3 separate regions of the Homo sapiens genome follow, and regions 1 and 2 are each linked to region 3. The links are chromatin loops, found by intact Hi-C in ENCODE. Cell type or tissue: heart right ventricle. All regions are shown on one strand. Region 1 overlaps R3HDM2 (R3H domain containing 2). Region 2 overlaps DCTN2 (dynactin subunit 2). Region 3 overlaps R3HDM2 (R3H domain containing 2).

Region 1 (8,000 bases), 77 kb before region 3:
GACAGAATTTCAGAAATTCCTAAACCTGAGAAAATCTTTTCTGGAATGCTATTTCAAATTTCCCAAGAATTCTCTTTCTCTCTTTTTGTTGTTGTTGTTGTTGTTGTTGTTGTTTTGAGACAGGGTCTCGCTCTGTTGCCCAGGTTGGATGGAGTATAGTGGTGCTATCTCAGCTCACTGTGGCCCCAATCTCATGGGCTCAAGTGACCTCCTGCCTCAGCCTTCCAATTAGCTGAGCCTACAGGGCCATACACTTGGCTGAATTTTTTTTGTTCTTTTGTAGAGTCTGGATCTCCCTATCTTGCCTAGGCTGGTTTCGAACTCGGGCTCAAGGGATCTGCCTATCTTGGCCTCCCAAAGTGCTGGGATTGCAGGTATGAGCCACCGTGCCCAGCCCAAATTTCCCAAGAATTCTTAAGGCAACAACTCAGAAAATGGGGTAGAAGCAACTTTCAGTGGGAGTCATAAATTGTATTAAAGCATTTTTTTAAGTCACTGCAAAGAAAGTCACTAGTAGGCCTATCTGCACGTTAAATTTCCTCTATACCATCAGCAAAAACAAAAAACAAACAAAAAAACCCGAAACATTGCACTCTAGTTCTATAACCTTGTGTATGTGTGTAAAGATCTTGGGTTAGCAGATATAGAAAGAGAGCATATTTATTAATCTCAGAAGGACAAGAAGGTGCATGAAGAGGGTATCTTCTCAGAGATGTTACCTCCCAATATGAAAGCCCCAGACTCGAATCATAGGAAGCTATCTTTCTCAACTAATAATAGCAGCAGCTATCATTTACTGTATTCCAAACACTATGTCCAGGTTATACAGGTCATCACAATTATTTGAATTTAACAAATGCTAAAAATTTTCATCTGTCAGATATGAACACTAGAAATTTTTATATTTTTTAATTTTTATGATTAGAAAAGTACTGCAGGTTTCTTTATACTTAGAAAAAACACGCATGGCCGGGTGCAGTGGCTCACGCCTGTAATCTCAGCTCTTTGTGAGGCTGAGATGGGCGGATCACCTGAGGTCAGGAGTTCAAGACCAGCCTGACCAACATGGAGAAACCCTGTCTCTACTAAAAATACAAAATTATCCGGGCATGGTGGCGCATGCCTGTACTCCCAGCTACTCAGAAGGCTGAGGCAGGAGAATTGCTTGAACCCGGGAGGCAGAGGTTGCGGTGAGCCAAGATCGCACCATTGCACTCCAGTCTGGGCAACAAGAGCAAAGCTCCATCTCAAAAACAAAAACAAAAACAAAAACAACACGCACAATTATAGAGAAGAAAACAAACAAACAAAAATACCCATGATCAACAACTCAGAGATAACTGCTATTAACAACATGATGTTTTGAGATATCTCTTTCTAAACTTTGTTTCCATATTAGTACAGAATTTGTATCCATATTGGTTGGATATGTTCAAGTGATCCTCCTGCCTCAGCCTCCCGAGTAACTGGGACTACAGGCGTGAGCCACCACGCCCAGCTAATTTATTTGCATTTTTGGTAGAGACGAGGTTTCACCATATAGCCCAGGCTGGTCTCGAACCCCAGACCTCAAGTGATCCACCCACCCTGGCCTCCCAAAGTAACATGCTGGGCTTACAAGTGTGAGCCACAATGCCTGGTCCTGATGTTCATTTTAAAAACTCAATCTCGTACATGGCTTGAAAATCTCTTATGGCTTCCTCAAAAATTACATGTGATCTGAAGACACAAATAGTACATCCCCCTGCCATTTTTTTTTTTTCAAAGGGAGAGAGAGAGAGAGAGATAGGGTCTCATTCTGCCACCTGGGCTGGACTCTATTTCTAAATATTAATAATAATGGCTAATGCTAAGTCTTTAAATGACCAGGAACTGTCTTAAAAGATTTATTATGTATATATTAACTCTTTTAATCCTCAAAACAACCCTAGGAAGTGGGTACTAATTATTGTCTTCGTTTTACAAATGTGTGTGCATGTGTGTGTCTTTTTAAAAGGCAGAGTCTTGCTCCGTTGCCCAGGCTGGAGTGCAGAGGTGTGATCTCGGTTCACTGCAACCTCTGCCCAGTAGCTGGGATTACAGGTGTTCGCCACCATACCCGGCTAAATTTTTTTGTAGTTTTAGTAGAGACTGGGTTTCACCATGTTGGCCAGGCTGGTCTCAAACTCCTGACCTCAAGTGATCCATCCGCCTCAGCCTCCCAAGGTGCTGGGATTACAGGTGTAAGCCACTACGTCTGACCCATTTTACAAATGGAGACGTTAAATAATTTGGCCAAGGTCACAGAGCAGCAATTGGCAAAGCTGGGATTTGAATTCCAGGGGGCAAGCATTCAACCAGTAAGTTTTTTCTAAAGAGAAGCTCTTGGCAGATGTGGTGGCTCATGACTGTAATTCCAGCACTTTGGGAGGCCGGTGGGTGGATCACGAGGTCAGAAGTTCAAGACCAACCTGGCCAACATGGTGAAACCCCATCTGTACTAAAAATACAAAAATTAGCTGGATGTGGTGGCATGCACCTGTAATGCCAGCTACTTGGGAGGCTGAGGCAGGAGAACTGCTTGAACCCGGGAGGTGGAAGTTGCAGTGAGCCAAGATCATGCCACTGCAGTCCAGCCTGGGTGACAGAGAAAGACTCCATCTAAAAAAAAAAAAAAGAGAGAGAGAGAAGGAGAAGCTGTTAACAGTGAGAGCTGTTAAGGGAGTGGGCTAGGAGAGGAAGATATCAGAGAGAAGAGAATTAAGTAGGTATAGTAACTTTTAGGCACAGTAGTGTCCTTCCAACATATATATCACATTTTTAATTATCCCAAACGGGGTGATGCTAAAAACAACCATTTATAAAAGTTGTTCTTGATCTTTCCTTCTTCCAAAAACAAAAAACAAAAAAAGTAGGGAGAAAAGGGGATAAAAAGAAACAGAAATCTTACTTCTCTAACATCTTTCAATAGCTTTTCTTTTTCCTTGACCTCTTCCAAAACCTTGATGGTTAGAAAATAAAAGATTTCAAAAGAAGGCACTCCCAGTTGAAATAAAAAGAACTTTTGGCAATTTTTCCCTTGGTAATGACAAACATTTAAGAAAGACTTTAGGTCTATCTTATCTACCCTCAAATGAAAGGAAAACCAAGTAAACAAAACCGTCATCTTTTAATTTCACAGCAGTTTTCTTCCCCCTCAAAGGCTATTCCTGTCCTAGTTGCAGACAGGGAACTGCTCCCAGTGACGTCAGAGCAGTCTCCCAGCAACGATTAATGAGGGTTGTCCACCACAGGGGTTTCCTGAAAAGCTAGCAAGAAATTATCCACAAATTTGCTGCAATATCAAGATGCAAGGATGTGGTGGAATTTCCCTTAACCCTTATAGCTCCTGTCTCTGGCAAACATCTAAATAGGTTATTCTTCTAGAATTCTCTCCATTTGCCCTAGGATTATCTTCCTTTTTCTCCTCCTACCACACCCCACCCCCCAAAAATAGATTGTGTTGGTCTGAAACATTTATGGCTGTAATAAATATTAATATAATTGAACTATCATAGAAAAATAAGAATACCTAATGTAAGCTGAGAAGCAGACATTATTACTCTTTTCACTTCACACAAAGAATTCAGAGTAAATGAAAGCACAGAACAGAAGAGAAAATAAAGACAGAAAATAAACCAGCATATTTTTAAAGGTACTTTTCCACATATGTTACCTAAACACACATTGACAGATAGGTAAACCCTTAATTTTCCTAGGCTCTAGTTTACTGAGTTTTTCAAACTGACCTCTGCAGCCCTCTAGAAATCAGCGGTATTAAAATGGAATTGCATGAAAAGCGACTGGAAGCCCAGATACTCAATCCAAAAAAAAAAAAAATGGGTTGGGCTGTTATGCTCACACCTAAGAGTATATATAACAATTTCTTCCTAAAGCTTCGCTTTAGCTACATACATCAAAATTAGAATTTTGTTCTAAACTACAATGTCAAGGAATTTTACATAACTACCTATTTTTTAGGTCTGAGAAACAGTGTACAAACTGTCTGTGCAAATAAGGCAGAAAAATTCCAAATCCAAAACTCAACCAAAATTATTCATGGATCCTGGTTCCAGAAACCTGCTCATGAGTTCTTTATCTTTCCTTATTTAGAAAACGTAATTAGGTAAAATTAACAGCAGGACATATAGGGTTAATTCAGGCACCCTGCTTCAGCAATTCTGACTTCGGTCTGACCCTATTTTAAAAGGAAACAAACAAAATTATAGCACCTTTAAAACATCCCACTTTGGCTTCAGCTCTATTCAATGGCACCCAGTTACCAACATCAAGTCACAGAAGGAAGAACGCACCGCTTCAGATGGATTTTTCTTCTTCCTTCTCTCCGTCCCCTCCCTCTCAGAAGAAAAAGACTGCAAACAAAATCACTACGTCACTGGAGGTAGAGGGAATCCCATCTCTGCACTCTTTAGAAGCCAAGGCCAGCAAATAAAAACAAGCCAATTATAAGAAAAAGTAATACAAAATAAGAATAAATAAACCCAGAAGAAATCCATGTGACAATCTCAACACATCAAAAGGCATTTTTTAGTAAAAAGGTTTTAACAAATGCCTCCTAGGATGTTCATAATCAAAAAATCTCCCCAGACATAGCAAAGGCTTATCACATTTAAAGACTAGGGGATAGTTACGTAAAGATATAGGACAGACAGGCACATTCACCAGCCAGGTGCGGATAGCTGGGTAATGACACAGTGAAGGATATTTATAGGGGAATCCCTGCTTCCTGCAATGTGCGTCAACAGCATCACCAAAGAGAACAGAAATCACCACTGTTCTCATAAGCTGCATCTGAATGAAGCATTGCTTGAAATAGTCATGGAAGAGGTAAAATCTGAATAGTGTAAAAGTTCTAGCAAACCTAATTTTTATAATATTTTAAAGATAAAAAACAGCAAATGAAAATGCCTAAAACACCTTCACAAAACTTAGCACTTCAAAATTCTCTAATTTCCCTAGTGTGTACTATACAGTTAAATCAGCCAAGATAGAAAAATATCTTTATAGCTTCTTTCTACCCAGTCTGTGGAGTTCAAGGACTTTTATATAAAAAAAGAAAATTATCCAAAACTCACCCCAGATGGATCTGTACTTACACCAACAGCGAGCTCACATTATTAATGGAGACTTCATTGTAAAGATCTGTTCTGCCGGAATTTTGCCGGAAGAAATTCCTTCTGGGAAACCTGTGCCTCTTCCCCCACCCACAGCCCTCTCCCGCCCCCTTCACCCTTGAATGAAATGATACTGATCCTTGCTGCTGGAGCTCCAGCTAACTAACTGCTCTGACAAGCAGCTCTGAAGCCGACCATGGCCCAGCTGTTCAGAGAGATATCATCCAGAGCTCTGCCAACAGTCACACTGGCACATACACTCACAGACACAGACACAGGCACACACAGACACACACACACACACACACAGAGGCTGTAAGAGCACCCCCTCCCACCTCCTCTTCTCGCTCTCATTCAAGTACTTCAGTGGCACGCCTGCCTCCACACTGCTCTGAGGATAGCTTTTAAAGACACAGCAGCAGCTCCTTTCTGCTACATATGTCGAAATACCAAAATAGTCTCTTTAGTGAATAACAAGTTGGAAATATGTATTGAATTAAAAGCTCACCTTTAAATTTACCTTACCTTTTTCTCACCTGCAAAATAACTGAGGTCAGGGATATGATCTTTGCCTAAAAGCTACTGGGCTGGACTTTAGAAATGTAAAATTAAGACCAAACCTTGTTATAGAGAATTTTCTTGCCAGCGAGCTATATTTAGTAAAATTGTTTTTCATTTTGGGGCAGAAGGCAGACAGCACAGGATACCAGTAGCTATCTATTCCTCTTCCTATTATTTGCCCCCAAAGGAAGGGAAAAATACTTTGGCTATAAAATGAGGGAATAAGGAAACCATGAAGGCATCTTACTGACAGAACTGATGAAAAAGGATGGTAATGGAGAGTGTAAGTACAGGGATGACAATAAGTAGATTAAAATAAAGAAATTGGTACAAAGGAGACCAGGAAAGAAAAGTAATTATTTGAGAAAGTATACATGGCTCTGGAACGGCAAGCTTAGATATGACCCTCGGGTCTTAATTTTTTTTTTTTTTTTTTTTTGAGACGGAGTTTCACTCTTGTTGCCCAAGCTAGAGTCCAATGGCGCGATCTTGGCTCACCACAACCTCCGCCTCCCGGTTCAAGCGGTTCTCCTGCATCAGCCTCCCGAGTAGCTAGGATTACAGACATGCGCCACCAGGCCCAGCTAATTTTGTATTTTTAGTAGAGACAGGGTTTCTCCAGGCTGGTCAGGCTGGTCTCGAACTCCCGACCTCAGGTGATCTGCCTGCCTTGGCCTCCCAAAATGCTGGGATTACAGACGTGAGCCACCGAGCCTAGCCTCGGATCTTAATTTTTAAGAGCCCAAGGAAGGATAGTAATAATCTCTATTGCTCAGGAAGTAATGAACATTACAGGCAGTGCATGATCTGCAACAGCAAAAAATAATGTATAGCTATGGTCAAGGCATCCTGATGAAAACAATAAAACCTGTCACAAAAACACATCTATTTATTCATTCAGACAAATACTTGTCTGGTTGGGTTATTACTATGGACAGGAACTAAGATAAGCTCTAGGAATAAGAGATAGACTCATGAAGGGTCTTACAAAAGGTTAAAAAAAAAAAAAAAAAAAAAACAGGTTCTGGCTTTTACTCTGAGTGAGATGAGAAGCCTTAGGGGGTTGGAAGGCTGATCCCGCAGGGCCAAATCGACCACTGAAAGCAATCTAACTTTTACACTTCATGAGATGACAGGCCATTTGTGGTTTTTAAGCAGATGAATGACATGTTTTTGACCTTTATTTATTTCTTTGTTGCCCTGAAATTTTTACTTGAGAAATTTCTAACATAAAAAGAATTTGCAAAACCAGCACAACAATCACCTAGATACATATACAAACTTACGTATACACATATGTGCATGCATATATGTGCATATAAATTTTTTTCAGGTCTATTTGACATGCTTTCATGATGACTCTTCACACCTAAAACAATTCAGTACGTATCTCCTAACGTTAAGGTCATTCTGAACTATAAGAATAGCCATCAGCCAAATCTCAGATGAGTGGGTAGGTGATATACATGCAAGGCAGATCTAAATAGCAATGCAAAGCCTTCAAAAACTGAACAGACTTTGGAATCATCACTCACGAAAAGCTGCACGGAACTTGAAGTTGAACACAACCAGGTTGAATGTCTGCTAAAATTAAAGTCAATATTCACCACAGGATTTAAAGAAGACCCTGACATTCATGACATAATATTCAAATTTTCCAGGATACAATCTAAAATTTCCCAGCATATGAAGAATCAAGATAATTTGAATTTGTATAAGAAAAGAGATGAACAGTCAAAACAAGAAGATGATGCAAATGTTGAAATTAACAACCTCACATGACAAAAATATTCCAACAAGGTAGGACAAACATTCTTGAAACTAATGAAAAGACAGAATGTCTCAGCAAAGAAACAGAGGATATAAAGAAGAATCAAATGAAAATTTTAGAACTGGAAAATATAACAACCAGAACATAAAAACTCACTTGATGAGTTCAACAGCAGAACAGAAATGACAGGGGAAAGAGTCAATGAATTTGAAGTCAGATCAACAGAGGTATCAAATGTGAACACTGAATTTCAACACTAAAGGAAAAAAACTTCTCCTGTTTTTTTGTTTTTTGTTTTTTTTTTGAGATGGAGTTTTGCTCTTGTTGCCCAGGTTGGAGTGCAATGGTGCAATCTCAGCTCACCGCAACCTCCACCTTTCCACCTTCCTGGTTCAAGCGATTCTCCTGCCTCAGCCTCCAGAGTAGCTGGGATTACAGGCATGCACCACCATGTCCGGCTAATTTTGTATTTTTAGTAGATACTGGGTTTCTCCATGTTGGTCAGGCTGGTATCA
Region 2 (8,000 bases), 120 kb after region 3:
ATTTGCCATCTGCTTCCCTGCTGCTGCAATGGGAGGAATACGATCCTGCTCTACTCTGCCTGCCACTCACCACCCCAAGGGATTCCTTTCCCTGGAATACATACCTAGCCACAATCTTAAAATCCTAACCAAAGGTAGATGGGCGAGGGAAACATAGAGAATGAGGTCGGGCGCGGTGGCTCACGCCTGTAATCCCAGTGCTTTGGGAGGCCGAGGCGGGCGGATCACGAGGTCAGGAGATCGAGACCATTCTGGCTAACATGGTGAAACCCCATCTCTACCAAAAATACAAAAAATGAGCCGGGCGTGGTGGCAGGTGCCTGTAGTCCCAGCTACTCAGGAGGCTGAGGCAGGAGAATGGCGTGAACCCGGGAGGCGGAGCTTGCAGTGAGCCAAGATTGCGCCACTGCACTCCAGCCTGGGAAACAGTGCAAGACTCCGTCTCAAAAAAAAAAAAAAAAGAAAGAAACATAGAGAACAACGAATCAGGAATCAAAAGAGGAATCAATCAAGAGGAATCAGAGGAATCAGAAGCCTTCCCAGCACCCTCTCCTTGGAGAGAGGCAGGAAAATCTCTAGGGTCACATCTCCCCTTGGCTTCCCAACCAACACTGTATCCACACTTACTTTGGCAGCTTGAGAGAACTTGTCCTGCTCAGGCCGAGAATGTAGTTCATAAGTGACAAGGCTGCTATCTGGGGGGGTCCCAGTGGTTTTTCCCCCTGATCCCCCTTTGCTGTTCTTTGTTGCTTCCAGCTGCAGTAGTAGGCGCCTAGTTAGGAGACCGAGTAATAATATCATGACTGGAAGGAGAAGGGCCAGTCACTCTCCCTCACTTTTGCCTCATAATCAGCATTAAGAAACATCTAAGCCACTTCTCTGCCACTTAGCACCCCTGTCAGTAGCTGGCTGAGTCCATCCACAACCCCAGTCAGCAATGATTTTTCAACAAAGTAGGGTACCCACTTAGCCAGGGCGCCATCGGGGTCGGTAAGGTTGATTGCAGCATCTGGTCCCAGCAGCTTCTCCAGGTGGGAAGCAACCAGCTGCTGCTTCAGGGCTGCCAGCTGTTTAGCCAGCAACACAGGGGTCAGCTTCTCCTCTGTGGCTGACTCCTTCACTGTCGTCTAGTATGAAAAAAGGTAGAAATCGGGGGATGGCAAGAATGAATCAAGAAGCAAAAAAATAGGTCAAGCCCTTTAAAGGTAGTTGTAGCTGGAGGTCACTGGGATGGTTTTCAGCATGACAGACTGCCCACCTGTATGTAGCACTGCATACAGATGGATGCATATTTGTAAACTCTGGAAACCTTAGCCCCTTTATCCAGGAGCTTAAGGAATCTTTCTTTCTTTCATTTTTTGAGATGGAGTCTCGCTCTGTCACCCAGGTTGGAGTGCAGTGGCATGATCTGGGCTCACTGCAACCTCCGCCTCCGAGTTCAAGCAATTCTCCTGCCTTAGCCTCCCGAGTAGCTGGGATTACAGGTATGCGCCACCACACCTGGCTAAGTTTTTGTATTTTTTTAGTACAGATGGGGTTTCATCATGTTGGCCTGGCTGGTCTTGAACTCCTGACCTCAGGTGATCCGCCTGCCTCGGCCTCCCAAAGTGGTAGGATTATAGGCGTGAGCCACCGCACCCAGCCAGGCAGGGAATCTTTCTCTTCTTGCTTGAGGTCTTCCTCTACTGTGTAAGTCACAGCAGAGAAGGGAGAAGAGAGTTTGTAGTTACCTTGATTTTTTCAACTTCAGTTGTCAGCTCTTGGACCTCATGCAGTAGGCGCTGGTACTTTTGCTGGGGTGTCTCCTTCACTCCCAGACCCTCTCCAAGCTAGAGAGCAGGCACAGAGGGTAATGTTATATGTCTCATTACAGGGAGCCTCAAGAATTCATCCACACCCTGGGCCTAAGTCATAAAGGTATCATATCCAATTGAGAATCCACAACACCCTAGTACCAAAGAACTGAGGACAGCTAGAGGGCTGGAGGCTCTCCAGAACAAACAGCAGTAGGGCAGAGTTTCCCTGGCTGCATCCTGCTGCTTCCTCAGGAACAGAGGAGGAACAGAATCCCGCCTGTATCCCTTGATCTCCCTACTACATGTCTGCTAGATAGGGTCACTACACCATTCCCATCAACACACACACACACACAACAAACCATCTCATATTCTCCAGATTCATATCCTGTCCTCTTGGTTTTTCCAATACGATCTGAGAAATCTGCCAAGAAAAGAAGATGGAACTGAGGGCCTGATCTAGGCCCAAGGCAGTCATGGTCTCAGGTGACTGTGAGGGCTTCCATAAAATATCTCCATGAGGGACCCCTTCCCCCAAGCACAACTCACTAAGACTTTAGGACAGGAAACCACTTCTCATGCTTATCCTCCAGTCTTCCCCCCACCCAGCTTCCAGCCCAGTCTCACCAAGTCCCTTTGTCCCCACTCTCTTGTCCTTGAACTTGTCATAGGCAGCATTAGGATTGACAATGATGTGTTCCACACTTGTGCTTGTCAGCTCCTCCTGCAAGAACAGGTAGTTTAGGCCAGGGACACACTCATTCCCACTCTAGAACTTACTCTACCCCACAAAATCCCCAAACCATTAGGTGACTGGGCCCTACTTGTCCAAGGGGAAAGAAGGGTGGCTCTATTCCAAGGCGCCTACCCAGGCTTAACCTAGGAAACTGAAGCTTCCTGGTAAATTTGGAGCCTCAGTTGTATAAATATTAACACCCTCATTCAACTGGGAGCAGAGGGAGCATAACCTCCCCACCCTCTCTGTACATAAGCCTTCCCATCCCCCCATGCTACCCCTCCCAGTTGTCTGGCACACGCCATGCACTCAAGGCAAGAAACCAACCTGACCTCTTTTAACCTCCCCCTCCCAAAAGTAAATCTTGCCCGCTGAGCAAGTCCATTTTAATGCTAACCTCCCATCCTTGCTAGAAGGAAAGAGGAGGGAAGGCAGATAATCAGGCCACTAACACTGAGTGTGAATATTAGGACTTTAAACCTGTTGAAGGTAAGACACAAGCTCTTAGTACAAAAAGAAGGCCGACAGAGGGCCTGACCAGAAGCCTGATTTCCAGGCTGCCATGAGGCCAGCGAACTCAGGGACAGGGAGAAGGGGCAAGGGCTTACTGGATTATCTTTATGGGACATCTTAGAAGCAACAAACATAGGCAATATCTGCTTGCCAAGAGTATCCATGGGCAAGAGCCACATGTAAGCTCTGAAATGGAGATAAACCAGCATCTCTTCAGAGACGCTGCAGCACCTGATTTTTCTCCCTGACTCCTCTGCTATGCTTTAAGCACTGAAGCTCTTCCAAAAACAGGGGACACAAGTAGGCGGTGAAAGAGACTTCACCCTAGAAACTGAAGCAGAGAGGTTCCCTCCTTACTAGATATCTACATGCTGTTCAGATTCCAGTGACAACACCAAGACTGCACCAAGCACTCCTGACTGCATGTCCCTTTTTCAATTGTCAGAAGCCTGACAGCTCCCAACAGAGTACTGATGGAAGTAGGAGGGAGACCCAGGAGTCCTTTTCTGTTGGGGATGACATCTCTACCTTCTATGGGAGGAAGGCAAAATGAGCCTTCCTTCTTTCACCTAGAACAATGGTTCTCACCCCAGGCTGCATGTTAGAATCACTTATAATTTTTTTTTTTTTTTAAATAGACAGCCGGGCAATGGTGGCTCAAGCCTGTCTGTAGTCCCAGCACTTTGGGAGGATCCTAATTCCAAGTGATCCACCCGCCTCGGCCTCCCAAAGTTCGGCCAAGGCGGGTGGATCTCAGGAGTTCAAGACCAGCCTGGGCAACATAGGGAAACCCCAACTCTACAAAAAATATAAAATAGCTGGGTATTGTGGCACGTGCCTGTGGTCCCAGCTACTCAGGAGGCTGAGGTGGAAGGGTCACTTGAGCCTGGCAGGTGGAGGATGCAGTGAGCAGAGATCATGCCACTGCACTCCAGCCTGGGCAACAGAGTGAGACCCTGTCTCAAAAAAAGAAAAAGAGAGAGAGAGAAAAGAAAAAAAAAAAAAAAAAAAGGCCTGGGCCCACTTCTAGAGATTCTAATGAATTATTCTGGGGTAGGGCCAGATATCCAGGTGATTCTAACCTACAGCCAGGACTGAGAATCTCTGCCTGTGTGTAGGTATGTGGGGAGAGGGTGTGAGGGGGACATGGTGGGACATCATTGAGAAAGAAAAGCAGATAGAAGGAAGCTCCTTCCTTCATCTCTGCTCTGCTATTAGAGCAGGAATCAGTGTGGGTGACAGCTTTAAAAATAAGGGAAGAAGGAAGGAAAGGACAAAGTATCAACTTTGATCTTTACCTCTTCCTCAGGGAATTACTGGGCAGAGGGGTAAGAGCTATAGATCAAGGGAAAACAAAAGGACTCAATGTCCCATATGCAAGTGCCCGGGGGGAGAGACATTTGAGTCCCAAATGATTATCTCTTTAACCTGTTCTGAAATGTTACGGCCAGAACACCCACCCATCTAATAGCTGTGTGATCTCTGGCCTCTTATCAACTGGGAAGGGCTCAGGCTAAGGATAGACAACCATCTTCTCTGAAGTTCATACTCAGGAATATGCCACTTCTCCCTGTGAAAGCCCCAATCCAGGCCAATCCCACCCATCCTCTTTTGTTTAATCCTCTTAAAAAAGAGGAATGGGAGGCATAACCTACAGACCCAGGAAAAAAATTAATCATAGCTACCATTTGTTAAGCCCTTATTATGGGCGGGCACTATGCAGATGGAACCTACTTTCTTATTTACGTTCCTAAGTAGGGAAAGCGGGGAGTAGAAGAGGGTCAACACATAGACGGTGAGTCTCAGAGGTTCTGGACAGTCACAGGGACAGAGAGCATTTTCATTCCTGCTGTGGGAGAGTGTCCTGGGCCAGTTGGGCTACCTGGCGCTGGCATCCTCTGGAGCCTCTCCAAGGCTGTGGCCCGGGAGCACACTCTAGTCCTCCAGTAGCACCTACTCCAGCAGTGTCTTGAAGATCTGGGGCATGAGTTGGGGGCAGTATAATTACAGTGACTTGTGAGATAGGAAAAGGCTGGGTGTGGGACTGAATAGATGAATGAAAGATTTAGTAGAGTCTAAAGGACAGAGAAACAACTGCTCATCATAGCACACCCCGTTAAAAAGCAGATGAAAGGTCAGGCTTCTTACCAGCTCCTTGTGGTTTCCCCAGAGGTGAGAAAATCAAAAGAGTTAAAAGGAAAGGGAGTGGGGGAATGGGGATGAGGGAGGGAAAAAAAAGACAAAATTGTTATTAGCAAATTGTCACATGCACTACATGACAGTCTTCCAACACACTGCACCACAGGGCCCCAGGGGAGCCTAGCGAAATTTAGGGGCCAAGAAATTTCAGCTGGGGTCACCATATACCCCAAGAGAAAGAAGAGCATGAGACCCTTTTCCCTCTGGTGGTGAGGATGTCATGAAGCTTTGCCATTAACAGCAGCAGTTTAGGATCATCTGAAAACTAGGAGTTAGATGTTACCAGCCAGTGGCATGGAATAAGAAACTGGGGAGAGAAGGCTGAGGTGGTGGGGAAGCTATTAGAAATGGTAGAAGATGAAGCAGAAGTTAGAAATTCTTAGACTTGTAGCTGATAGAGGGTCAATAATTCTCAGGAGAGGAGTTCCCCTTCTTAGTTCATGGCCCTTGTCTTCCTATCTCTTAGTTTCTCTAGCTGTGAAAAATTAGACATTTGGATGGCAGAATCAGTCACAATGAGAGTGATCAGGTAGGAAGTCTGATATGACTTTAGGTGAGACAAAACAAAATATGTCAGGTACAGATGGTGAGTTAAAGGAATGATGAAGTACCTAAGTATAGCCCCGTTCTCATTTCCTCCTGCAAGGGAAGAGGCAGAGCTGCTCCTGGTCCCTTGTGCAGCCTGGCATGTTTGCCTCCACCTTGAGTGGCTGGTAACTCACCCTGCAGCTCCGAAGGATCTAGAGCAATTCTGCCATGATGTACTTACACAGAGGGTCCAGGGGACATCAAGATTCACAGGTACTAGCACATGTGCAGAACATGTTTCTTCAACCCTCTGTTCACAAGATTCACAGGGGTTGGAGGGTAAACAAAGGGGAAGGGTGAGAGTATTTCCAAGAGGCCTTATTTGAGTCTGGGCCACATAGATAAGGCTCCCACTTCCGGGCAAGGCTGGTTTAGAACTGCCAGAAGGGGATATCCAGTGGTATGTCCTGCCTTTCTAGGAGCTCTGCTGATGGGCAGATGGTTGAGGATGGTTGTATGCATATGAAAAACCATGGTGGGATTAAAAACAAGTGCTTCCTTTCACCAAGATTTCATCCAGATACCTCTTAATCACAACCTCTCTGTTCCCTAGACGATGCTAGGGTCCCAGCCAAGATTCCTCTTTCCACCAGGCACGGTGTCTCACATCTGTAATCCCAGCACTTTGGGAGGGCGAGGTGGGTGGATCACTTGAGGTCAGGAGTTCGAGACCAGCCTGGCCACCATGGTGAAACCCCATCTCTACTAAAAATACAAAATTAGCCAGGCATGGTGGTGGACGCCTGTAATCCCAGCTACTCGGGAGGCTGAGGCAGGAGAATCATTTGAACCCGGGAGGTGGAGGTTGCAGTTGAACCCGGCAGGCGGAGGTTGCAGTGAGCTGAGATCATGCCACTGCACTCCAGCCTGGGTGACAGAGTGAGACTGTCTCAAAAAAAAAAAAAAAATTCCTCTTTCAGCTCAGGGTAGAGGTGGCTCCAGATCCTGTGGTCGAGGCTGGGATGTCTCTGCATAGAGTGGGTGTAAGCACCCATAAGTGCAAACATGCAAACACAAAGGAGAAGTACACACACTATACCTTTCTCTGATTTGTCCCACCAAGCTAAAACCAGCTTGGGAGAAACTCAAGGAGAGAAAGAAGACAATGGGCCATAAGCTCAATTTCAAACCATGCGGATTGGGCAGAATAGGGAGGACAGAAAATCAAATAAAAGGAAAAGTGGTATATTAGTTTGCAGATAGTATATACCACCTCCAGGTCTGTCCTATGGGTGGGTTGAAGGTTGATGAGATTTTAGGCATGATTCCTGCATAACCTGGAGTAGTACTAGTCACCTTGATTGGAAGATTTCAAGTGCCCTGGCCCCGGGTGCCAGCTTACCTAGTACGTGACTCCCAGTCTCTTTCACTAAGGGACTCCCAGACCCCCCAGGGCTGTTTGGCTAAGTGGCTGTGCCTCAGAGGGCAAGATCTGAGGTTCTAAATCAGACAGGGAAAGTGGCCACTGTTACTCTCTGAGCCTATTCAGGCTGTACGCCAACACTGCAGCCAGGGTACTTCAAAACCATGATGACAAGGAAGATGGACAGAGCTGTAGAGTAAAACTGTCCGGGATGGATCAATATATTGCTGACCATCCATCCATTTCAAAAGGAGGGGTGCAGAAACAGAAAGACTCACAAAAGCACAAATAATCCAAGTTATCTTACAATTGCATATAAACCTCCTTCTCATCCCATTTACATTTCTCTAAAGACCTAGCATAGGGGAATATTAAAATGAGTTTTTCCCAGAGATAATCCACATACAGCCAAGAACTGAGGACTGTGGCTGTCATCCCTTTTGTTTTCTATCCTTGTCTAGAATAGCTAAAAGTCATTCCATAAAAAAATCTTCATTTGATCTTAGTCTGAGGAGGAGAAAGGAAACTGCCTTCTAACTCCAGCCCCTAAATGCCTCATGTTCAAAAACATTTAAAGCCTCCATGCTTCTATCCCATCCTCCACTGGACAGTTTTACTCTGCAGACCTCACAAGGGGAAGAGACAATGATTCATGGATCATAGCTGTTTCTAACCCTTGATTAATGATCTTTAAACATAAGGCCAGCAGGCCCCTCAGTGACCCAGCCAGGGACTCACTGGAATTTAAAACGATTAGCTACAACAATAGCACAGTGGCAGAGCATTGCATGCGAGATGGCAGATG
Region 3 (8,000 bases):
CGAGACCAGCCTGGCCAACATGGTGAAACCCCATCTCTACTAAAAATACAATAATTAGTCTAGCTGGGCATGGTGATGCGCACCTGTCATCCTAGCTACTGGGAAGGCTGAGGCATGAGAACTGCTTGAACCTGGGAGGCAAAGTTGCAGTAAGCTGAGATCACATCACTGCACTCCAGCCTGGGCAAAGAGAAAGACTCCATTAAAAAAAAAAAAAAAAAAAAAAAACGAAAAAACCAAAAACAGAGAATTAAGAATGAGAAGCAGGCCGGGTGCGGTGTCTCACGCCTATAATCCCAGCACTTTGGGAGGCCGAGGCAGAGAGATCAGCTCAGCTGAGGTCAGGAGTTCGAGACCAGCCTGGCCAACATGGCAAAACCCCATCTCTACTAAAAATACAAAAATTAGCTGGGCATGGCAAGTGCCTTGAATCCCAGCTACTCGGGAGTCTGAGGCAGGAGAATCACTTGTACCCAGTAGGAGGAGGTTGCAGTGAGCCAACATCACACCACTGCACTCCAGCCTGGGTGACAAGAGCAAAACTTTGTCAAAAAAAAAAAAATACAAAAGAAAAGAATGAGAAGCAATTTCTCTTTATAGGAACCATTCCCCATTCAAGGAATCAGGATTCCTTAAAGAAACAATTGATTCTAGGTCTGGGGCAAGTAAAATACAAAGTGAGCGCAGAACCCCTTGTTGTGCCAGAGTGTAAGGAAGTGCTCAAAACATGACAGGGATGTCAAAAGGACAAAGCAGCCAGCTTGAAGGAGCTCCCTCAAGCCCCTTCGAATCAAATTTAAGACAATTTTTATATTTCTAATAATGAATATTATTGGTACTTTTAATACTAACAGTAATGGATTGTAACTTGTTGAATTTTTTTGAACTATCAAATCTATAGTTATCCTCAAAAACATAAGGGAGGAGAAAAGCTCTTCTCTTTAGAACAATACCAGCCGTAAATGCAGAGGGAATGAGAGAATGTGAAAATCAACATATTCAAAGCACCAGTGGTGCTCGCTTCCACAGCACATATACTAAAATTGGACTGATACAGAGAAGATTTAGCATGGCCCCTGACCAAGGATAACATGCAAATTAATGAAGCATTCTATTAAAAAAGGAAAAAAGAAACCACTAGTACAACAGCTTCAGACAAGGATCATCAATGGATGCTAATGTCACTGGGTAAAAGGTTGTGGAGGAAAAGAGACCCAAAATCTTAAAAGTATCATCCCACAGCTGTTTCTTAATTTTTACCAAAGGAAAAGGATCCAACATCACAAGGCCAGGGGTGGAAAAAAAAAAAAAAAGCAGAAAGATTCCTTTACAATGAAGAAATCTAGCAGATATCAATTTAACCAAGCAGACTTCAATTTAACCAAGCAGACATCAATTTAACCAAGTGATCAAAGTTAACATTATCAATAATGAGATAAAGTCACATTATGTGCACACAACATCACCTGGGTAGTATTCTTGCCAAGTATATTTGACTTGAATCTAATCATGACAAATTCAAATTGTACAACATTCTTCAAAACAATCGGCCTGGACACTTCAAAAATATTAATGACATGAAAAACAAAAAAAACAGAAGAGAACTGCTCTAGGTTAAAAGAGACTACAAACATACAACAATTAAATGCAACACATGTTCCTTGAAGGAATCCAGGATTGTGGGGGTAAGTTGTAAAGCATGTTGAGATAACTGAAGAAATTTAAATATGGACTGTTTATAATATTATTATATCACTGTAAAATATTTTGAATGTGATAGTGAACTTAATAATGGTATTGTGGAAAACACCACTGTTCTCAGGTGATACATGCTTAAGAAATTATGGAGTGAGGTATCCTGATGTCTGTAATTTATTTCCTAATACGTGAATAAAAATTCCTAATATACAGTAACACAAAAAACTGTGTGTGTACTATGTATGTAGGGAGGGAGCAAAGAGAGGAGAGGGAAAAAGTGAGAGGGAGAGAGGAAGAGAAAAAGAGGAAGGGAGAGAACAAACATACAAATGTGGCAAAATATTATCAATTGGTAAATACAGGTAAATGTCATACCAGTGTCCACTGTATCATTCCTCTACCTTTCCTATAGGTTTGAAATTCTTCTAAATAAAATGTTGGAGCCAAAAAGAACAAGAAGCAACATTAACCAAAATACTTGGCTGCCCAATAGAAACTTGCCCTGTCCTAAAAGGCAATTTGAGATGAGGGTTAAAAGCACAGACTTCAGGCCAGGCACAATGACTCACACCTGCAATCCTAACACTGGGAGGATGAGAAGGGCTGATTCAGCCCCAGGAGTTCAAGACCAGCCTGGGCAACAAGGTGAAACCCTGTCTCTACTAAAAATACAAAAAATTAGCCGGCAGTGGTGGCACATGCCTGTAGTCCCAGCTACTCGAGAGGATGAGGCAGGAAAATCACTTGAATCTGAGAGGCGGAGGTTGCAGTGAGCTGAGACTGCGCCACTGCACTCCAGCCTGGGCAACAGAGTGAGACTCTGTCCCCCCCGCCCCACAAAAAAAAGCCAGCTGGGCATGGTGACTCACACTTGTAATCCCAGCACTTTGGGAGGCCAAGGAGGGCAGGTCATGAGGTCAGGAGATCAAGACCAGCCTGGCCAACATGGTGAAACCCCATCTCTACTAAAAATACAAATTAGCCAGGCGTGGTGGCGGGCACCTGTAGTCCCAGCTACTCAGGAAGCTGAGGCAGGCTGAGACAAGAGAATTGCTTGAACCCAGGAGGCGGAGGTTGCAGTGAGCCGAGATCCCACCACTGCACTCCAGCCTGGGCGACAGAATGAGACTCTGTCTCAACAACAACAAAAACAAAAAAAGCCTAGGTAATCCCAGCACTTTGGGAGGCCAAGGTGGGTGGATCACCTTAGGTCAAGAGTTTGAGACCAGCCTGACCAACATGGTAAATCCCCATCTCTACTAAAAATACAAAATTAGGCCTGTAATCCCAGCTACTTGGGAGGCTGAGGCAGGAGAATCGATTGAGCCCAGGAACCGGATGTTGCAGTGAGTAGAAATCCCGCCACTGCACTCCAGCCTGGGCTACGGGGCAAAATTCCATTTCAAAAAAAAAAAAAAAAGAGAGAGACTTCCACATGAAACTGGGTTTATATCCTGGCCACATGATGATGGTCATATAATCTAACCTAACTTCCCTAAGCCTCACTGTGAAATGGGAATAATACAATACTATTCCATGAGGATTATTATTCTGAGGATTAAATGATCTAATATGTATAATTTGTTACTATACTCCCATGACATTATCACATTATTTGTTCTTTTTTTGTATGTCTTGGCAACTTACAGGTCACTGTCAAAATTTTTGCCAAATATATCCAAAATCAAAGAATTATAATGCATTCCATCCAAGGACCAATAACAGTCCTCCACTGGCACAAGTAAGTGAGAACTAACATTCTCTAAAGAATATAGCACGTGATGGGAAATGTAGCTTACCAGCTTATGTTTGCTCCTTCCTCAAAATATTACTGGGTTATCTGTCAGGAATGGGCATAGGCTACCTTGGTCCCAAAAATGTCAATCTTAACATTAAAATCCAATGCTATCAGGCCAGGAGTGTTCCTAAAATTCTGGTATTTCCTGGGGCTCGATGTCAACTCTCCTATCACTTTCTTAAGTTTGCCCTGAGTAACCCTGTTCCCTATCACAGATTAAACCTTCTTGTGGAGACTACTTCCAAATCTAAATACCCCTGCCTCTCTCTAGCACTCCAGATCCATTTAGACAACTAGCTGCTAGACATTTCCAAAAGTGAACTCTCTACCAACATTTCCTCTAATCCCAAACCTACCCTTTTCTTATCTCAGTAAGCAACACCACCCAGTTTGCCCAAGACACAAACCTGAGCGTCATCCATCCACAATTCCTCCCCTCTTCCCACATTTAAACAATCTCCAAATTCTGGAACCATCTCACATTCATCTGCTCTTTTCAGCTCTGATTCCTCTCCTCTATTCTCATTACTTCTGCGCAGAACATTTAGTTAACGGGGCAAGGCCTCCAGAGCTTTCTTTTGCCTTCAGCAGAGCAACTGGCAATATTCCCAACGGTGGTTGCGCAGGCTGCCGTTGGTCTTTGTCCTTGTACAACTAAAAGTCTTTAGCCTATCTTTGATGGACATGTAGTGACAGTGGAAAGGAAACTAATTGTTTCAAGCTACTGAGATATGGAGACTGTTTTTTACCCAGCATACTCTAGGCTACCCTGACTTTGATATCTTCTTTTTTTTTTTTTTTGTAAATGGAGTCTCTGTCGTCCAGGCTGGAGTACAGTGGTGCGATCTCAGCTCACCGCAACCTCTGTCTCCCCGGTTCAAGTGATTCTCCTGCCTCAGCCTCCCCAGTAGCTGGGATTACAGGCACCCACCACCACGCCCAGCTAATTTTTTGTGTGTATTTTTGGTAGAGATGGGGTTTCACCATATTGGCCATAGTGATCTCAAACTCTGACTTCAGGTGATCTGCCCGCCTTAACCTCCCAAAGTCCTGGGATAACAGGCATGAGTCACTGCACTCGGCCTCAGTATCTCTTATATAGACTACAATAGCCTCCTAACCAGTGTCACTCCCTCTACTCTAAATCCAGTATAAGTATTTCTTCAAATTGCTGCCAGTTTCCTTTGTAAAATACAAAATAATCATTTCATTTCTCTGATTAAAAATCTTCAGTTCACCTTTGTCTCATATGCCAAATTTCTTAATATAGCTTGTAAAGCCCACCATAAAATCAGGCCCTAAATATATCTTTCTCTTCAGTCATTCAAAATACTGCCCCATATATACCATCCATATTCTCCTTTCCTTTTTTTTTTTTTTTTTGATACGGATTCTTGCTCTGTCACCCAAGCTGGAGTACAGTGGAGTGATCTCGGCTCACTGCAACCTCCGCCTCCAGGGTTCAAGAGATTCTTGTGCCTCAGCCTCCCCAGCACCTACGATTACAGGCAAGTGCCACCATGCCTGGCTAATTTTTTGTATTTTTAGTTGAGACAGGGTTTTATCAGGTTGGCCAGGCTGGTCTTGAACTCCTGATCTCATGATCTGCCCGCCTCAGCCTCCCAAAGTGCTGAGATTACAGGCATGAGCCACTGTATCTGGCCATCTTTTTTTTTTTTTAGAGACAGGGTCTCACTCTGTTGACCAGCCTGGGGTACAGTGGTGCAATCATAGCTCACTGCAACCTCAAACTCCTGGGCTCAAGTGATCCTCCCACCTATCTCTCAAGTAGCTGGGATAAAAGGTGCATGCCACCACATCCAGCTAATTGCTTTAACTTCTGGTAGAGGTGGGTGTCTCACAATGTTGCCCAGATTGCTTTCAAACTCCTGACATGATGTAATTCTCCCGCCTTGACCTCCCAAGGCACTAGGATTACAGGTGTAAGCCACCGTGCCCAGCCTCATACCATATTCTTTAATACCTCTAGGTCTTTGCCCAGGCTATTGTATCTGCTTGAAATGCTCCCCCACCTTTACACTACCCCATGATATCTTTGCCTGCCTAGCCATACAAGTACCCTCAGCAGCTATCTCTCCCACTCTCTCAACAGCTATTCGAACTTGCCTCTCTTCTCAAGGCCCCTATTCAACCAACCTGCCTTACGCTAAGACATCAGCTCCCTGACCCAAAAAAATAAGTCTCCTACATCACAAGTAATATAAAGGTCATAAGGCAGAAACTCTCTCAAATTCCTTTGTTTAGATACCAAACATTTCTCCCCACCCCTTTCCTGACCTTTTCCTTCTCTTAATGAAGGGGATAATAATTCTACCCCTACTTTAGATTGCATCTTCTCTGCAGGCTCAAGAACTTCATTCTGTTATCATGGCTCTGTATTGTCTTGTTCATTCTCCTGTATATATAAATATGCTCGAGTTTGTCATCTTAAAAAACTCTTCCTTGCACATTCCCTCTAATTACTGTCCTCTCTCTCCATCTCTTTGCAGTCATCTTGAAAGACAAAGTTTGTTTTTTCTCTCCTCCCATTTATTCCTCAAAATGTTATCATCATTCTAATGACCCTGCTCTCACTGAAGACACCAATGACCTGACTGTCAAATCCAGTGAGTTATTTTCTGTCCTTATCCTACTTGGTCTTTCTACCACCTGTGATACTACTGCCTTCCTCCTCCTTGAAACTCCTCCTACTTCTCATTACACACACTTTACTGGTTTTCTTTTTTTTTTTTTTTTTTAATAGAGATGAGGTCTCATTATATTGCCCAGGCTGGTCTCAAATTCCTGGCCTCAAGTAATCCTCTCGCCTAGGCCCATAGTATTGGGATTACGGGCGTGAGCCACTGCGCCCAGGCTTTACTAGTTTTCCATCTATCTTTAGGCCTCCTCAGATTTCTTCTGGGGCTCCACTTCCACCAGTCACACCTTTAACTACCAGTGTTCTCTAAGTCCTCTCCTCAGCCTGCAGCTCTTCAGTCTCAACATGCCTCTTAGCTGACCCAAACCATCACTTCAACTACAACGTATATACTACTATACTGCTGACTCCCAAATCTCTCTCCAGTCCCAACTTCTCTGACTCTGGACTGGTATATCCAACTACCTAGCAGGCATTTCCATATGGTTCCACAGGTACCTCAAATTCAACCATTCAAAAACCAAACATCTCATCTTTTGTTCCCAAACGTGCATCTTCCTATATTCCCTAATTTATAAATGGAAGTCACTATCCACCTTAGCATGGAACCCAGAAAACTAGAAGTCATCCAAGAGCTCATCCTTCTCATTACCACTATTATCCTCTCTCTTGCTCTGTAGCTTTGTCAATCACGCATGTACACATCTCCATGTCTAACAGATTCTTTTTTTTTTTTTTTTTTCTGAGACAGAGTTTTGCTCTTGTTGCCCAGGCTGGTGTCTCGGCTCACAGCAACCTCCGCCTACTAGATTCAAGCAATTCTCCTGCCTCAGCCTCCCGAGTAGCTGGGATTACAGGCATGCACAACCACTCCCGGCTAATTTTGTATTTTTAGTAGAGATGGGTTTCTCCATGTTGGTCAAGCTGGTCTCCAACTCCCGACCTCAGGTGATCCGCCCACCTCAGCCTCCCAAAGTGCTGGGATTACAGGCGTAAGCGACCACACCCAGCTCTTTTTTTTTTTTTTTTTTTTTTAAAGACAGGGTCATCACTTCTCTGCCTTTTGGCTAAGATCAAGGGTAGTAAAAGACAGGGTCTCACTCTATTGCTCAGGCTGGAGTGCAATGTGGTGGGATTGTGGCTTACTGCAGCCTTGATTCCCAGGTTTAGGTAATCCTCCCACCTCAGCCTCCCAAATAGCTGGGACTATAGGTGTGTGCCACCAGGCCCAGCTAATTTTTCTTATATTTCTTTAGAGGCAGGTTCTCACTAAGTTGCCCCAGGCTAGTCTCGAACTGGGCTCAAGAGATCCTCCCACCTCAGCCTCCCAAAGTGCTGGATTATAGGTGTGAGACACTACACCCAGCCTATCTATTAAATATCTCATGGTGGCTCATGCCTGTAATCCCAGCACTCTGGGAGGCCAAGGGGGGCGGATCACCTAAGATCAGGAGTTCACGACCAACCTGACCAACATGGTGAAACCCATCTCTACTAAAAATACAAAAATTAGCCGGGTGTGGTGGCGTGCACCTGTAATCCCAGCTACTCAGGATGAGGCAGGAGAATCGCTTGAACCCGGGAGGCAGAGGTTGCAGTGAGCCGAAATGTGCCACTGCACTCCAGCCTGGGAGACAGAGGGAGACTCCGCCTAGCAAAAAAAAAAAAAAAAAAAAAAAAATTTTGAGTCCATCTATCCCTCTGCACTTGCATGACTACTTTAGACCCTATTTCTTATCTAGATTATTGTGATCCTCCCTAAACTGGACTCCCTAATTCCAGTCTATTTTCCAATCCAGTCTCCAAATTGCTATAAGAGATATTTTTAAAAAGTAAATCCTTCAG

Evidence for each region. Hi-C counts contacts between places; a loop is a spot of excess contacts. Peaks named below come from ENCODE experiments on the same cell type or tissue, not always from the same donor. Only the 100,000 strongest peaks of a DNase experiment are listed, where the experiment ranks them.
Region 1: a loop joins it to region 3, with 1.8 times the contacts of the local background. A loop is called at or near these places in 1 of 110 quality-filtered maps.
Region 2: a loop joins it to region 3, with 6 times the contacts of the local background. A loop is called at or near these places in 1 of 110 quality-filtered maps.

What each region holds. Positions count from the first base shown.
Region 1 is chr12:57,337,055-57,345,054 of GRCh38, forward strand. The region is part of intron 2 of R3HDM2 (R3H domain containing 2); the gene reads right to left. Among named protein-coding and RNA genes, the nearest start is that of STAC3, 90 kb to the left of the region's middle. In heart right ventricle, no CTCF peak of the experiment used is centred here; DNase peaks (open chromatin) are centred at 3,227 and 5,425; H3K27ac peaks cover 3,381 bases.
Region 2 is chr12:57,533,326-57,541,325 of GRCh38, forward strand. It overlaps DCTN2 (dynactin subunit 2), which reads right to left. Exons shown (of 14, transcript NM_001261413.2): 3 at 2,424-2,520; 4 at 2,159-2,220; 5 at 1,731-1,829; 6 at 967-1,127; 7 at 628-772. Among named protein-coding and RNA genes, the nearest start is that of DCTN2, 9.9 kb to the right of the region's middle. In heart right ventricle, no CTCF peak of the experiment used is centred here; no DNase peak of the experiment used is centred here.
Region 3 is chr12:57,414,283-57,422,282 of GRCh38, forward strand. All of the region lies in intron 1 of R3HDM2 (R3H domain containing 2), which reads right to left. It also overlaps the pseudogene RNU6-879P. Among named protein-coding and RNA genes, the nearest start is that of R3HDM2, 13 kb to the right of the region's middle. RefSeq lists a silencer at 6,050-6,250. In heart right ventricle, no CTCF peak of the experiment used is centred here; a DNase peak (open chromatin) is centred at 4,110; H3K27ac peaks cover 1,229 bases.